Regions from separate parts of the Homo sapiens genome. Here region 2 is linked to region 1. A link is a contact called in ENCODE Hi-C or POLR2A ChIA-PET data. All regions are on one chromosome and are shown on one strand. Each heading gives the region's core, a stretch centred on a gene start or an enhancer-like site at or near the end of the contact. The rest is flanking DNA. Distances are from core to core; before and after follow the strand shown.

Region 1 (7,466 bases), core at 1,824-4,323:
GTTCAAGCGATTCTCCTGCCTCGGCCTCCTGAGTAGCTAGGATTATAGGCATGCACCACCACGCCCGGCTAATTTTGTATTTTTAGTAGAGATAGGGTTTCACCATGTTGGCCAGTTTGGTCTGGAACTCCTGACCTCAAGTGATCCACCCGCCTCGGCCTCCCAAAGTGCTAAGATTACAGGCGTGAGCCACCATGCCCACCCCAGCTTACTTTTTCTGTAATTTATTTTTAGTGTTTTTTTCTCTCTTTCCTTTATATTAGCTTGCCTGAACAAATTATTCTTTCCTGGTTGCATTCTGACACATACTCCTCTACCAGCATTTGAAAACAAGACACTATTATCCTCACCAATACTCATCTTTTACCCCACTGAGATGCTTCTGCTTCCTCCTGATCCCTTCACTCTAACAAGATGAGAGCTTTAGGATCATTTTACTTTCTCTCTCCTCCCCTCATTAGCCCCTTAGAATCTTATTTCTCCCTCTCCTTCCACCCACCAAAAGTTGCTATTTTCTCATTTAAGCTCCTATCCCCACCCCTCCCCGACTCAGACACTCCTCTCCAAGCTTTAGCTTGCTGGGAGTGTGTTCTGCTTTTCTAACTGATTCTCCTCTCTCTCTGGCTGCTGGCCCTTTTTAAAATGGGTTGTTATTTTTTTCTGTGGGCTCATAGGTCTCAGGGTTTGGTGGCTTGTGTGTTCTAAGTGGCGGGAGCCCCATGGGTGGCAGAAGGTCCCCACAGACTGAATTGTAGAAGCCGCCAGCCCCCTGCTAATCACCTGTAGGAAACTCCCCAAACTTCTCACACTGCCCCAGCTTCCAGGTAGAGGACTCAGTCTCCCATTCAGCTCCTCCTTGGCCCCTTCAGCTAGGAAAACCCAGCACAGTCACACTAGGCTTGTGTTGACATTAGCCCTGACAGCCCCTCTCCACTCAGGATTGACTGTCTTCCCTTGTTCACCTTTGACATTATTCTCTAGGCACCTGCCCAGCCCACTGGAAGAAGGAAGCTTACAATTCTGTATGCTTGGAACCCACCAAAGCCTGAGGCCTCACTGGCACCCAGCCATCCACAGGAGTTAGCAGCTGTTTGAGTCCAGAAGGAAGAACTTTTGGAGTCGGAGGTGGGAAAGATAGAAATTGCATCCAAATTATCACATTCCCAGAACCCTCTTTTGGCCCTGTAAGTTATTCCCATAGCCATTGATCATGCAATAGCCTGGATGAAAAGAGTAGAGCTGGAATGAATAGCTACAGTCCTGGTTAACAACAGCTTGAATACAAGCTCATTCCACTCCCAAGTTTCAGGCTGGCCTATCTGGGAGACAAATGCCAACTACTGTGGTCCTACACATTTTTACCACCACTGCATGCAGAGATAAGAGAGAGTTACTGCACTTTCATTATGAAAAAAAGCAACCAAAATGGCTTGGAGTAAAAATGTAAATTTTTCCTAACCCTGCTTTATCTGATGAGATATCCACCTGCAGTGAGGAATCACTGCCAGTTTCCCCTCAGAAGGTGTAAAGATCAGGCTAGTTCTGGGAAGGAAGATTGAGTGAGCATATTATTAACCTAAATGGAATTAGATTTCCGTTTCAATAAAGATTCCCATTAAGGCTGCAAGCAATACAGCGACAGCAGTGCAGCCATAACCACCCACTGCCTGTAGGAAGATGTGCTTGAATTACACCTGGCTGTGCACCCCATTATCACTTCACAAAAGGTAGTAACTTGAGGTGGACCTCTGTGGTCACCGTGTCCTTCTGCTGATGCCACAAAGGAATCCTAGCTTGGATGCAATCAATAATCCAAACATACATTACTCATGTATCAGCATATGACAAGAGGATGACAGTGGTTAATCAGCTAATTATGACATGCTCTTTTCATCCCATAGTGTATGACTTATTGAATATTCTTGTATTTTTATGTTTAGTTGCAATGGAAAGGGTATGGCAACTATATTTTATTCAAACTGTGTCCATCAAGAAGGGCAAATCCGTATGTATGTGTGATTTTGTTTTTGTTTTTGTTTTTTTTGAGACAGAGTTTCGCTCCTCTTGCCCAGGCTGGAGTGCAATTGCGCGATCTTGGGTCACTGCAACCTTCGCCTCCCAGATACAAGCGATTCTCCTGCCTCAGCCTCCTGAGTAGCTGGGATTATAGGCGTGCACCACCATGCCTGGCTAATTTTTTTGTATTTTTAGTAGAGACGGGATTTCACCGTGTTGGCCAGGCTGGTCTCAAACTCCTGACCTCAGATGATCCACCCGACTAGGCCTCCCAGAGTGTTGGGATTACAGGGGTGAGCCACCACAACCAGCGAAATCCATGTTTTTATATCCCTGGGGGAGGCATTGCCAGGGCCTGCCATACTGGGGTAAGCAGCTACTCCAGAGTCTTTGTCCTGTTTACCTATTTCAAGTCTAATGAAAATGTCAATTCTCTTTTAAAAGACTTAGGAAAGACGTCACACACTGGCATCCTGTGAGCTGCTGCAGCCCTCAGATTTGTTTTGTATGAGCAGCAGGTTTTTTCATTGTGTTTTTGTTTTTGTTTTTTTCAATGAATTCACTGCCAGTCTTCAAAACTCTGCCCTCAGATTTGTTTTGTATGAGCAGCAGGTTTTCTCATTTTGTGTGTGTGTGTGTGTGTGTGTGTGTGTGTGTGTGTGTGTGTGTTTAATGAATTCAGAGTCTCTAAAAAAAACTAAGAAAATCTAACAGAAAAGTCTGGACTTCTAGTTTTTCTTGGAAAAAAAGATTGTCTGGCTATCCTGGGCCCAAATTCCCTCATGCTGACAAGTGGCAAGACTGAACAGCAACTGTTTCTGCGCTCCCGCTGGCCCCAGGGGAGGGCCGCTTTTTAATTTTACACCCAGCAGCTTCTTTCCCTTTTATCACCTGGCTACCTGCTGACTTGAGAGTACCATAAGGTAGAAACAGTCACCAGAAGACCACAGTTCCAGTCCCCACTGCACTGGGAAACCCTGGGCACCTACCATCACAATTTTAAGCCCTTCTTGCATATGAGGAGACTGGAGCCAGGGTGGTGAAGTGGCTTGCCCGAAGGCATTAGCCCAGTGTTCTTTCCAATGCACCAGTGATGAGCAACCTAAATGCAGACAAAAGTGCTTCTGTTGCTCAGAGAAAAGGTAGGGCACCGGGAGCTGAAGGCGCAGGGAGGAGGGTGCGGTGCAGGATGACTGCCTCACTTGCCAGATGTGTCTAAAAGAAGAATCCCCATTCTCTTCCTGTTTCCTCTATAGACAAATAATGTTCACCACTCCACTTCCTTGTTCCTTCACACCTGCTACTTTGGATTCAGACGAGAAGTTCCAAGAATCCCTGAGTCCACAGCATGACTCTGGTTTGCAGAACCTCTGTCCAGACCAGCCAGATCAGAATACAAAGGAAAGTGACACATCCTGGATCTCAACCCACTTCGATGGGAAGTCTTCCTGATAAATTTAGAGATAACCTAAAGCCCTTGGGGACTTCCTCTTGATTTGAATCTGCTGAACACCTGCCGCACCCCCACCGCACCCCCCCCCCCCGCCCCCCGCCACCGCAGATGAAAACATCAACTCTGCAGAATTAATGGATATGGGAATCACCTGGGGACCTCTCATTAAATTGCAAATTATGATTCAGAGGGTCTGGGGAGGGACAGAGACTCTGCATTTCTAACAAGCTCTCCGGTGGTGCCCACGCATCACCGGGGCCGGAGAACCTTCCATCATTCCAGCAATGCTCACCATCACTGCCATTCTTGCTCTTCTTTCTGGGGCCGTTGCCCATTTTCTCCATGGTATCCTTCTTTTTTCCTATTCTTTTCCTCTTTTAATCCTTTTTTTCTTCCCAGCCAACTCACTATTCCTATATCCCTGCTAACCCTCAATGCTCCTTCACTCAAAGATGAAGAAACTCCTGCCCTTTCTTCCTCCAGACATTCATCTCCCTCCCTCCCTCCTCTCCTCAGCTTTGTAGTGCCAGGAAAAGAAAGATCACCATTTACTGACAATTTTGTGTGAAGCACTGTCCCAAGTGCATTACCCATATTACTTAACTCTCACAACAACCCTGCAAAGTACACATTATTTCTGCCATTTTAGACATGAGAAAATTGGGACTTGGGGTGGTTAAAGAAATCTTGTCCTCAACCAGGAAGTAGTGATCTGAGATTAGAATTTAGATCTGTCTGAGGCCAAAGTCTACAACTTCTATACTGCACCATGCTCATATAAGGTGAACAATCTAGAAGGCAGCTGGTAGGAGTGGCTTCAGTAAAAAGGAATGGAATACCACGAGCTTCACCCCATTTATGCATCCTGAACCCTTCACTCCACTTTTGTTAAGTACATGCCCTATGAGACGGTTTGACATACCAATAATGAGAGCTGTTTCAAGAATGCCCAGATTAGCTAGGATGGTTGGGACCTAAATAGCACAGTAGTAATATTAAAGCCCAAAGTTGCCAATATGCTCAATTTTCAATGTAACCTTTTATTATAAATTAAGACCCATAACTGTACACACAGAGTCTGTTACCAAAAAAGAAATTCCTTCCATTGGCCAATTATTCAACCACATGAAGTCTACTAAAGGATGATGCCAAGCCACCCATCAGTCCACACAGGATCCATCATGGATGGATAGCCAGTTCCTTTTTCTCTCTCTAGTTTCTCTTCCTTGATTCCACCTCTAGGATCCCCTCGCTCTCTTATTGTCCTTTGCCTTGTCCTCAAGATCCTACCAAGAGTCCTGGCTTCCCACCTGGGAGCATGTACCAGTTCTCCAAACCTTTGTGTGTTTCTGATTCCTCAGACTACCGCATCTACAAACTAGGAAACTGTACTCTTGCTTATACTGGCCCTCTCCCTCCCTTGACTTTTATTAGATACATCAAAACAAAACAAAAAACTCCTTTTAAATTCTGTTAAAGATCCTGCAAGGTATGAAGGGAGGAGAAAAGGCAGGGGCTGGGTATGAGGAAAAGTCCATCTTGACATACAAAAATGTTAAAAGTCTATATACTCAAAGGAGAAGTGAAGAGTCAGACTTTTACATGTGGAACAGACAGGAAAACTGGGAGCAATATGGTGTAGTCATCAGATGTGGGTTCTAAATTCATCTCAGCTACCAACCAGCAGTGCAACCTTGGATAAGCTGTGTATTTTTCTCAATACCAGTTTCTTCATCTTTAAAGTGTGGAGATTGGATTGAACAATTACTAAGATTCCTTTGTTCTCTACTCTGCAGTGTCATCTCTAGCACCTAAAATAAAATAAACCAGAAATTAATGAAAGAGTGAAAATAATATTGCTCTAACCAGAAACTGAGATACTTGATTGAGTAAATGCATGAAAACAAGAAGGTAAAGAAACCATGATTAATAATAATAAATGAATAATAATAACAATAAAATATAAAAAATTAAATAAAGACAAAAATGAATGAGCCTATAGTTTTACTTTTTAAGAAGATGTTAAATGCCCTTCCAAAGTGGCCACTCATTATCCATAGCTATCAGTTACTTGTAAAATACACTGTTGGGACAATGCATATTCTATTCAGAAGTATATTGCCACTTAAAAACCTTGTTTTCCAATAAAAGCATTGAGTTATAAAATCAACCAACATTTTTATTCTAAACTATGGTAGGTAGATCAGAAATAAAATTAGGTCAACATGAATAATTTCCTTCATGGCAGGTTACGGAATTTAATGTACGTGATATTTTCCCTCTTTGAAGTTAACATGTAATTATGTTTGCTTTATGCCAATTTATCTGCTTCTAAATGTTCCAAACTGAAAAAAGGAAAACAAAGCCTGCCTGTAGCTGCCTCTTCCTTCATATACACACCAGGCCAAAAGACAGAATGGCTGGAGGCATGGTCTCCAAGTGTGTGCTTTGCGGGAGGCCTACCCACCCTAAAAGTATAAGGGCAAAAGTGTATCTCTTTGTGTTTTGGAGCTGACTGGCTCAGTAAAATTTTCTAAGTCAGTCTGCACGTACACCACTTCCTCAGTCTTATAAGTGAGGACGCCCTCCTGCATCTGGCCCTTAGAAACCTGACCCCTCCTGATTGGTCATCACTTATTTTCTGGGAATCAGCTTTCATCAGCCCAAACCCTTCCAGCAGAAGGATGCCCCAGCCTCTCTACTCAGGGGATAACTTGCCCAGGAGAAACATTTTTTGTGATGATGTTCTTCTCATTCTCTTTCTTCTGTAACCCCATCCTGGCCTCAGGTACCCATGGTCTCTATGCCAAAATCACAGGTGAAAATTATATTTTGATTATTTGGCTTAGATTCTCTCCAGGCCTGACTTTCAACTACCATTGAAATGATTCTCCTAAATAAATATTACCTGAGAAAACCCAAGTTCCACCATTTGGGTCTGTCATGTTCCCAGATGAGGGAAGCAACAGGCATCAAGAATTCCAGAACGTTAGAATCCTTAAGTGGATCGAAAGACAAATTTGAAGGAAAATCTTACCTCTTGCCACTCTCCACTAACAACTAGGGCTTATTCGTTTTTTACTCTTCATCAAGAACAATAAAAATAAAATATACAGCTGGGCACGGTGGCTCATGCTTATAATCCCAGCACTTTGGGAAGCCGAGGTGGATGGATCACTGGAGGCCAGGAGTTCGAGACCAGCCTGACCAACATGGTGAAACCCCGTCTCTACTAAAAATACAAAAATTAGCCGGGTATGGTGGTATGCACCTGTAGTCCCAACCACTCGGGAGGCTGAGGCACAAGAATCGCTTGAACACAGGAAGCAGAGGCTACAGTGAGCAGAGATCGTGTTGCTGCACTCCAGCCTGGGTGACAGAGCAAGACTCTGTCTCAAAAAAAAAAAAAAAAAAAAAAAAAAAAAAAAAAAAATATATATATATATATATATATATATATATATATATATATATATATATGGCTGAATATATGGGTTGCAAATTGACCTGAGCCAATTTATCACTCCAACCTGGGAGGTGGATGTTGCAGTGAGCCAAATTGCGCCCCTGCAATCCAGCCTGGGTGACAGAGTGAGGGTCTGTCTCAAAAAAAAAAAAAATATATATATATATATATATACACACACACACACATACGTATATATGTGTGTATATATACATATGTGTGTGTATATATACATATACATATGTGTGTGTATACATACATATACATATGTGTATACACACACATATACATGTATGTGTATACACACACATATACATGTATGTGTGTATACACACATATACATGTATGTGTGTATACACACACATATACATGTATGTGTGTATACACACACATATACATGTATGTGTGTATACACACACATGCATGTATGTGTGTATACACACACATGCATGTATGTGTGTATACACACACATGCATGTATGTGTGTATACACACATATGCATGTATGTGTGTATACACACATATGCATGT
Region 2 (7,466 bases), core at 1,407-3,906, 130 kb after region 1:
TATGCTCCTTACACATTAAAGCACATAAGACATTTGCCTACAATGTGTGATTGAAATCCTTTTCTTACCAACCTTAAAAGAAAAGCAAAAGATGCTGGTACTGAATATGAATAAAACATTCTGTCAAGAGCTTTTTTGCAAATGCTGCTCTAATTCATGCAAAATCAAATTTATCTCCATTGGATTAAATTTAACTGATTCAGATCCACATGGCTGACCAAGATGGGGTGTTAAATTCCTTTAAAAAATGGTAACTTCGGAAATATCCATTGGATTCCCATACTCTTCTATTTGAACAGTCAAATGCCCTTTATGAATTAGCAATGAGATTTGACAGAACTGATTTTCCTTGGAAATTACGTGAGATGTTCTATTTTTAACCAGAAGCTAAAAAAGTGTGATGAGATCAATGCTTTAAATTAAGTCTGCCTAAAACCTCAAGAAAAAGTTCTCATCAAAGGAACCAACAAAATCACAAAAATGAGGAGCAGACTGGGGAAATCCTGGCTAAAATTCTTGATAGACAATAGTTGTCCTGTTATTCTTCTTTGCCAAGATAGCCAGGTGTCACTGTGATGGCTTAAGAAAAGAAAAGAAAAGGAAAGAAATGACAACACAACTTCCACATGAACAGCCAGAGACTAGAGGAAATCCCCAGTTACTGTAACTGAGCTAACTTCAGCATTATATTCTGAACCACTTCTAGAAATGAAACCTTAAAGGCAAAACTTGGGGTTTTAATCTGACAGAAAAGTGAATTGGAAACATCTTTAATTTACATTTTAGAAAATGAAGAAAAGCATGTAGAAAAAAAATTGAAAGCCTTACAACCCAGGAACCTAGAAATAATAACTCCTGTATTTCTAATATTGTAGGCATTCCCAACCAGTTTTTGTTTTTTTTGTTGTTTTGTTTGTTTTGTTTGAGGCGGGGTCTTGCTCCGTTGCCCAGGCTGCAGTGCAGTGTCATGATCACAGCTCACTGCAGCCTTGAACTCCTGGGTTCAAGCCATCTTCCTGCCTCAGCCTCCCAGGTAGCTAGTACTATAGGTGAGTGCCACCACATCTGGCTAATTTTTAAATTTTGTGAGGAGAAAAAGTCTTGCTTTTTTGCCCAGGCTGGTCTTGAACTCCTGGGCTCAAGCGATCCTCCCACCTTGGCTTCCCAAAGTGATGGGATTTATAGGCATGAGCCACTGCACATGGCCTGCTTATTTATTTTAATGTAGTTTTTCTTAAACCTTTGAGGAAAGTCATCACTCAACGATTATTCCAAGTTGGAAGTATTCAGTGGCACAGCACCATCAAAAAGCCCTGAAAAAGGCATTCTCCAGTCTGAAAAGAGAGCTGAAATAGCCTCTCCCTTAATAAAAAGTGCCTGTAATCCCAGCACTTTGGGAGGACAAGGCCTCAGGAGGATTGCCTGAGCCCAGGAGATGGAGGCCAGCCTGAGCAATACGGCAAGACCCCGTCTACAAAAATCAAAGAAATTAGCCAGGTATAGTGGCTGACAACTGTGGTCCCAGCTACTTGGGAGGCTAAGGCAGGAGGATCCCTTGAGCCCAGAAGGTCAAGCCTGCAGTGAGCCATGTTTGCAGCACTGCACTCCAGCCTGGGCTACAGAGCAAAACCCTTTCTCCAAAAAAAAAAAAAAAAAAAGAACAAAAATAATAATGATAATGATGATTTCCAGAGGAACTTCTGCAAGTAGGGAAAGCCAGCAGTACCTACAAGCCTCAATTCATCCTGTGTCCCCTTGCCTCCACCATGACCCAATACCCACTGTTGCTCTGATAAGTGGAACTGGTAGAGTCTTGGGGAAACTTTAATAAGCATTAGAGAGAGTAGAAGGAAAATCAGCACAGAGAAGTGGAGGTACAGGCTGGTTTAGGAGGTGCTGGCCTGATCTGCCCATAGCTGGCTGTTCCCAGGCCTTGGTGTGGCCTTCTCTCAATGGTAAGCCATGGGCAGCCTCAGTCATTTGCTGAGTTCCAAATGGAAGCCAATCATGAACATCCTCAGCTCAGTCCTGGCAGGCCCCAGCTGCTCTTGCTTCCATTGCTTAACTTCTCTCCTCATTTCTCTGCTCCAGGCCCACCCTGGGCAAAATTGCAGAGTAGATTCAAGATCCCCTTCAGCAACCTGGTCTCGTGGTTCTGCCCAGAATAAATGGGTGGGATGACCCATTCTTTATGAATTGTCTTTCTGGAATTGGAGAGCTTTGCAGAGATTAGAAAGAGGCCTCATCTGGGCACACACAGCACTTGACACAGGTGTCCCCCCTCCTCCTGCTGAAAGCAGCCGTAGGACACAGGTTAACTAGTGGAGAGCAAGCTGGGTCTCTATCCCACAAGCCTCTCAGCCTCAGGCCTTTGTGCGGGTCATGAACCAAACAGTTGAGGCATTTGGGGGTCAGGGAACTTTCCTGGTACCTCTGAAATTTCTTCACAGGGGCAAGTGTCTTTTCCAGTCACCTAAGCAGACCTTGTTCTAGGCATCCCTGGACCAATATCATGGATTACCTTTGAGTTTTTCCTAACTGTTACAAAACGCTTTATGGAAAAGTTGTTTCTTTTTGCCTAGTGTTTATTTCTGTCTCCAAAGCAAGCTTGCTTTCATTTCTTTCACTTTTCACAATTTGGCAGAAAATGCTTTTCTCATTTGCCTCTTATGTGAAGACTTTTATCTTCTCACTTCCCCTTTCTTTTCTTCCTAGAAACGTCTTATCTCTTACCATCCCTGAATGTCCCCTCCAAGGTAAGGGAACCAGCTCTCACTTTTGAGTGTTTACCGAAAAGTTTCCATGCCACGTGGATGTGTCTCCTTGGGAGGGAGGTGCCTCGGGAGGGGGCTGGCTCCTTGGGGGCCTAGTCAGGCCTCGGGCCTTTCCTGGGCAGAGGTGACGAGGACAGCCAACCTAAAGTAACTGGGTTTCTGGGAAAGCCTAGAGGCCCCAGAGAGTCCTTTCACACAGTTCTCCACAGGTTACCATAGATATAAGGAAAATTTTTTTCAGCACTGATTTGCTTAAGCACTCTGTAAAATGCCGTTTTGAATTACAAATGAAGATGTGTATACCTTACTAAACACAAATATTTAAAATGGCAAATAAAAGAGTTAAGATGATTTAGAAATTTTAATGACCTAATGTATTAGTACAGTTTTAGTTGGGAGTTGGAGGACCATGGTAGATTAAGGTGAGAGAAAATACTGGGTGCTCAGTTGTTCTAAGCTGTATAATGTTTTGCAAAGTATAATCAAATAGAAAGTTGAAAGGTTCCTTGGTAGCTTTAAAATGTAAACTTTATACAAATCATGCAGAATGTTGTTATACTACCCTTCAAGTTATTTCTGGTATGTTACACTTTACATAAATACCTACATTAAGCTTGACTTCTTGATTAGAAAGCAAAGAGGAAAGGGAGCGCATTAAAGTGTTAACACAGGTGATATGGTCTGGCTCTGTTTCCCTACCCAAATCTCATCTTGAATTGTAATCCAGATTGTAATCCCCACGTGTTGTGGGAGGGACCTCATGGGAAGGGATCAGATCATGGGAGCGGTTCCCCCATGCTGTTCTTCTGATAGTGAGTGAGTTCTCATTAGATCTGATGGTTTTATAAGGGGCTTTTCCCCACTTCGCTCAGCATTTCTTTCTCTTGCAACCATGTGAAGAAGGACATGTTTGCTTCCCCTTCTGCCATGATTGTAAATTTCCTGAGGCCTTCCCAGCCATGTGGAACTGTGAGTCAATTAAACCTCTTTCCTTTATAAATTACCCAGTCTTGGATATTTCTTCCTAGCAGCATGAGAATAGACTAATACAACTGGGCATCAAAAATTCAGGATTTGAAAATTTGGGCATTAACAGGAGAGGGGCAATATTACTTCCCACCAAAGCAATATACAAATCTTATTTTTAAATTTGCTAATACACGTGATATTCCTTCCGACAATTACATTACTTTTTAAAATCTAAACTATTTGTTATTAAAATGTACAAAAGACTTTTGGTAAAACATTTAGATGGCAGGCAAAATGAATGAACCAAACAATTGGATAAATCTCATTAGTTTAATAAATGGTAACTAAAAACTAAAGTGCCAAAAGATTACATACAATATTATCCACACCTTTTTCACAACATTTAGAATAACTACAATAAAAGTATACACTTTTTAGGAATATGTGCAATAAAACTCTATAAAAAGGAAAGCAAGGGTATGAGGAACATGGAATTCAGGAGGAAGATGATCATGGGTGGACAGAGGATGAGGCAGGAGTGAGGGAACCAAGTAGTTAAATGTAAATTATTTTAAAGATCTTAGCTTTTATTTTGAATGGTGGCTTCCCAGACACTAGCTGCAGTATTAAAATGACTAACCCAGGAAATAAAGGAAAGGGAAAAGATAATATTGACAGTATCTAGAAATGTACAAATATATAAAACATATTGAATTTCTAGACCAATATCCCATAAGTGTCCATTGCTGACAATTTTCTCTATATCTTTCCCCAATTTTTAATCTTGGCATTTTAAAGCATATCCTAATTCCCCAATTAAAAAGCAATAAATAGCACACATGCCCAGAGAAAAGGCCATAAGTGAAGTCACTTGTGTTAATAGTGATCATAAGAAGAGGCTATTGCATAAGTTACAATATGTACAGTACACTAAAGTCTTTGGAAAGCACGGTAGAGTTAAGTCTTTTGCAAAAGACCTGAAAACTGTTGGTGATGGCAACCCACAGCTTCCTCCTAACTCAATTCAGACTGCTCTCTGCCCTCAGAGCTGCTGGACAGATAAGTCTTGAAGCTGTTTCTGTCTGACCTGAACTCCTAGGTTTAGACTAGAGCAAGGCAGCGGGGCTGGCGAGGACAGAAGGCTCTTAACAAATCATCATCCACCTCCTCACCTTCTAGAAAACAACAGACTCTTCAGCATCCAGAATCCAGCAGAAGAGAGACTGAAGTTTCTCTTTTTGTAAGAGAATTGGGTATAATAAATAAATAAATAACCTTTGTAGGTCTAGACCCCAAATGGAGAGAACATATTAATTCCTTGTTTAGTCTCTTCCTGGGACAAAGGTCCCACTCAGTCCTTTCTAATGGAGACCATGGCTGTCAGTCTCTAAGCAGGCTACCCCTTTAGCTTCTCCATAGAACAGATCACCAGTCTGCTTCCCAAACAGCCTACTTTCTCGATCCTATCTTAAGGAAGTCACACATCTCACACCATAAGCTTGAGCTGCATGTGGGGAAAGTGGGAAGGAAGTGGAGATGAAAGAGGAAATTACACCCCTAGCAGTTACAAATGACGGACTTAGATAGCATTGTCTAACCCAGGCCATTGGAATTCTGCACCATCCCCACTGCCCCTCTGCCTCCAACTGGGTTGCCACCATCTCTTCAATAAGCAATTAGATTTAATTAACATTGCACCCCGCATTTAGATGGTAGCGAATAGTGTGCCAGCAGACATTTAACAATTGGTTCTATGAAGAAAAAGCATTTGTAACGTGTCTATTTCCATGGTGTAAATGCTCTCATGGTGGCCAATTTCAAGCTGTCAACATGATGTCACCAGATGCAGATTGGGAACTGATACCACAGTCAGGTCTTGTGAGCTGCATTGAGCTGGCTCCCTTACACCACTAATTGTAATGCTTTCATTATAAGGTATTATTATTTTGGTAAGTGGATCTACAATTGGCCAATATTTTGCAGCCATGCCTCAGTTTCTTCGTTGTTAAAAATGGTAAAATAAGAACCACTTCTCCAGATTATCATGAGAGTCAAAGTGCAAAGCACATAAAATTTTCAAACCTTGTCAGTCCTGACTGGTTGCAGTGGCTCATGCCTGTAATCCCAGCACTTTGAGAAAGCCATGGTGGGAAGATGTCTTGAGCCCAGGAGTTTAAGACCAGCCTAAGCAACATAGCAAGACCCTGTCTCTACAAAAAATTTTTAAAAATAACCAGTCTGGTGACACATGCCTGTAGTCTCAGCTATTTGGAAGGCTGAGGTGGGAGGATTGCCAGAACCCAAGAGTGTGAGGCTGCACTGAGCTATGATCGTGCCACTGCATGTCAGCCTGAGCAAGAGAGGGAGACCTAGTACTTTGGGAGGCTGAGGCAGGAATATCACTTGTGGTCAGGAGTTCAAGACCATCCTGGGCAACATAGTAAGATTCTGTCTCAAACAATAACAATAATAATAATTTAAAAATATATACATCAAGCTGGGCACAGTGACTCACGTCTGTAGTCTCAGCACTTTGGGAGGCCGAGGCCAGTAGATCACCTGAGATCAGGAGTTCAAGACCAGCCTGCCAACATGGTGAAACTCCGTCTCTACTAAAAATACAAAAAATTTGGGCCAGGCGCAGTGGCTCACGCCTGAAATCCCAGCACTTTGGGAGGCCAAGGCGGGCGGATCACAAGGTCAGGAGATTGAGACCATCCTGGCTAATGTGGTGAAACCCCGTCTCTACTAAAAATACAAAAAAACTGGCCAGGTGTGGTGGTGGGTGCCTGTAGTCCCAGCTACTCGGGAGGCTGAGGCAGGAAAATGGCCTGAACCCAGGAGGTGGAGCTTGCAGTGAGCCGAGATCGCACCACTGCACTCCAACCTGGGTGACAGAGTGAGACTCCATCTCAAAAAAAATACAAAAAATTCGCCGGGCATCGTGGCGCGTGCCTGTAATCCCAGCTACTCGGTACTCGGGAGGCTGAGACAGGAGAGTCACTTGAACCAGGGAGGAGAAGTTGCAGTGAGCCAAGATCATGCCATTGCACTGCAGCCTGGGCAACAAAAGCAAGGCTCTGTCTAAAATAAAATGTGTATGTGTATATATATACATATATATATATATATATGTATATACACACACACACACACACACACACACACACACATCAATCCTGCTTCCGTCATCCTCTTGTCTTCTCATGTTGCACTTTCATTCCTAAAACTACTTTTGCAAAGATTGTGACAGTCAGAGGAATCTAGCATGGCTGACTCCATCTTGCTTCACAGGCTGGCTATCCTTGCTCATTCCTGGGCATAAGCCAGGCTAACCATGGGAGGAATTTTGTTTATAGTTTAACTTTGAAGCAAGGATGCTAATAGTCCTTCCATAAAACTAATTCCCTTGGCCAGGTGTGGTGGCTCATGCTTGTAATCCCAGCACTTTGAGAGGCTGATGCAAGTGGATCACCTGAGGTCAGGAGTTTGAGACCAGCCTGGCCTTTATGGTGAAACCCCGTCTCTACTAAAAAATACAAAAATTAGTGGAGCATAATGGCGGGTGCCTGTGATCCCAGCTACTCAGGAGGTTGAGGCAGGAGAATCGCTTGAACCCGGGAGGCAGAGGTTGCAGTGAGCCGAGATTGCACCACTGCACTCCAGCCTGGGTGACAGAGTAAGACTCCGTCTCAAAAAAAGAAAAAAAAAACAGAAAAACTA

Evidence for each region. A loop is a pair of places that touch in the nucleus more often than their neighbours do. ChIA-PET counts read pairs that join two places held with the same protein, here RNA polymerase II (POLR2A). Pooled maps may share reads with other maps.
Region 2: a map with no recorded cell type shows a loop between it and region 1 (2.0-fold over the local background). The contact joins two enhancer-like sites. A Hi-C loop is called at or near these places in 1 of 168 maps with a recorded cell type or tissue (B cell), 24 of 37 single-sample maps with no recorded cell type and 5 of 50 pooled maps. POLR2A ChIA-PET finds 5 or more read pairs at or near these places in 3 of 52 experiments (K562, WTC11 and activated B cell).

The regions. Positions count from the first base shown.
Region 1 is chr6:106,712,963-106,720,428 of GRCh38, forward strand. LOC105377927 (a long non-coding RNA gene) reads left to right here. Exons shown (of 4, transcript XR_942841.3): 3 at 982-1,125; 4 at 3,273-3,550. LINC02532 (long intergenic non-protein coding RNA 2532) reads right to left here. Exons shown (of 7, transcript NR_033557.2): 7 at 4,490-5,280. Among named protein-coding and RNA genes, the nearest start is that of LINC02526, 21 kb to the left of the region's middle. Within about 2 kb of position 3,074, at least 4 of the 41 ENCODE cell types and tissues checked have a DNase peak (open chromatin) inside an H3K27ac peak, as active enhancers do; they include B cell, where a contact is called at or near this core.
Region 2 is chr6:106,844,540-106,852,005 of GRCh38, forward strand. No RefSeq gene overlaps it. Among named protein-coding and RNA genes, the nearest start is that of LINC02532, 61 kb to the left of the region's middle. RefSeq lists enhancers at 674-733, 2,364-2,413. Within about 2 kb of position 2,657, at least 3 of the 41 ENCODE cell types and tissues checked have a DNase peak (open chromatin) inside an H3K27ac peak, as active enhancers do; they include B cell, where a contact is called at or near this core.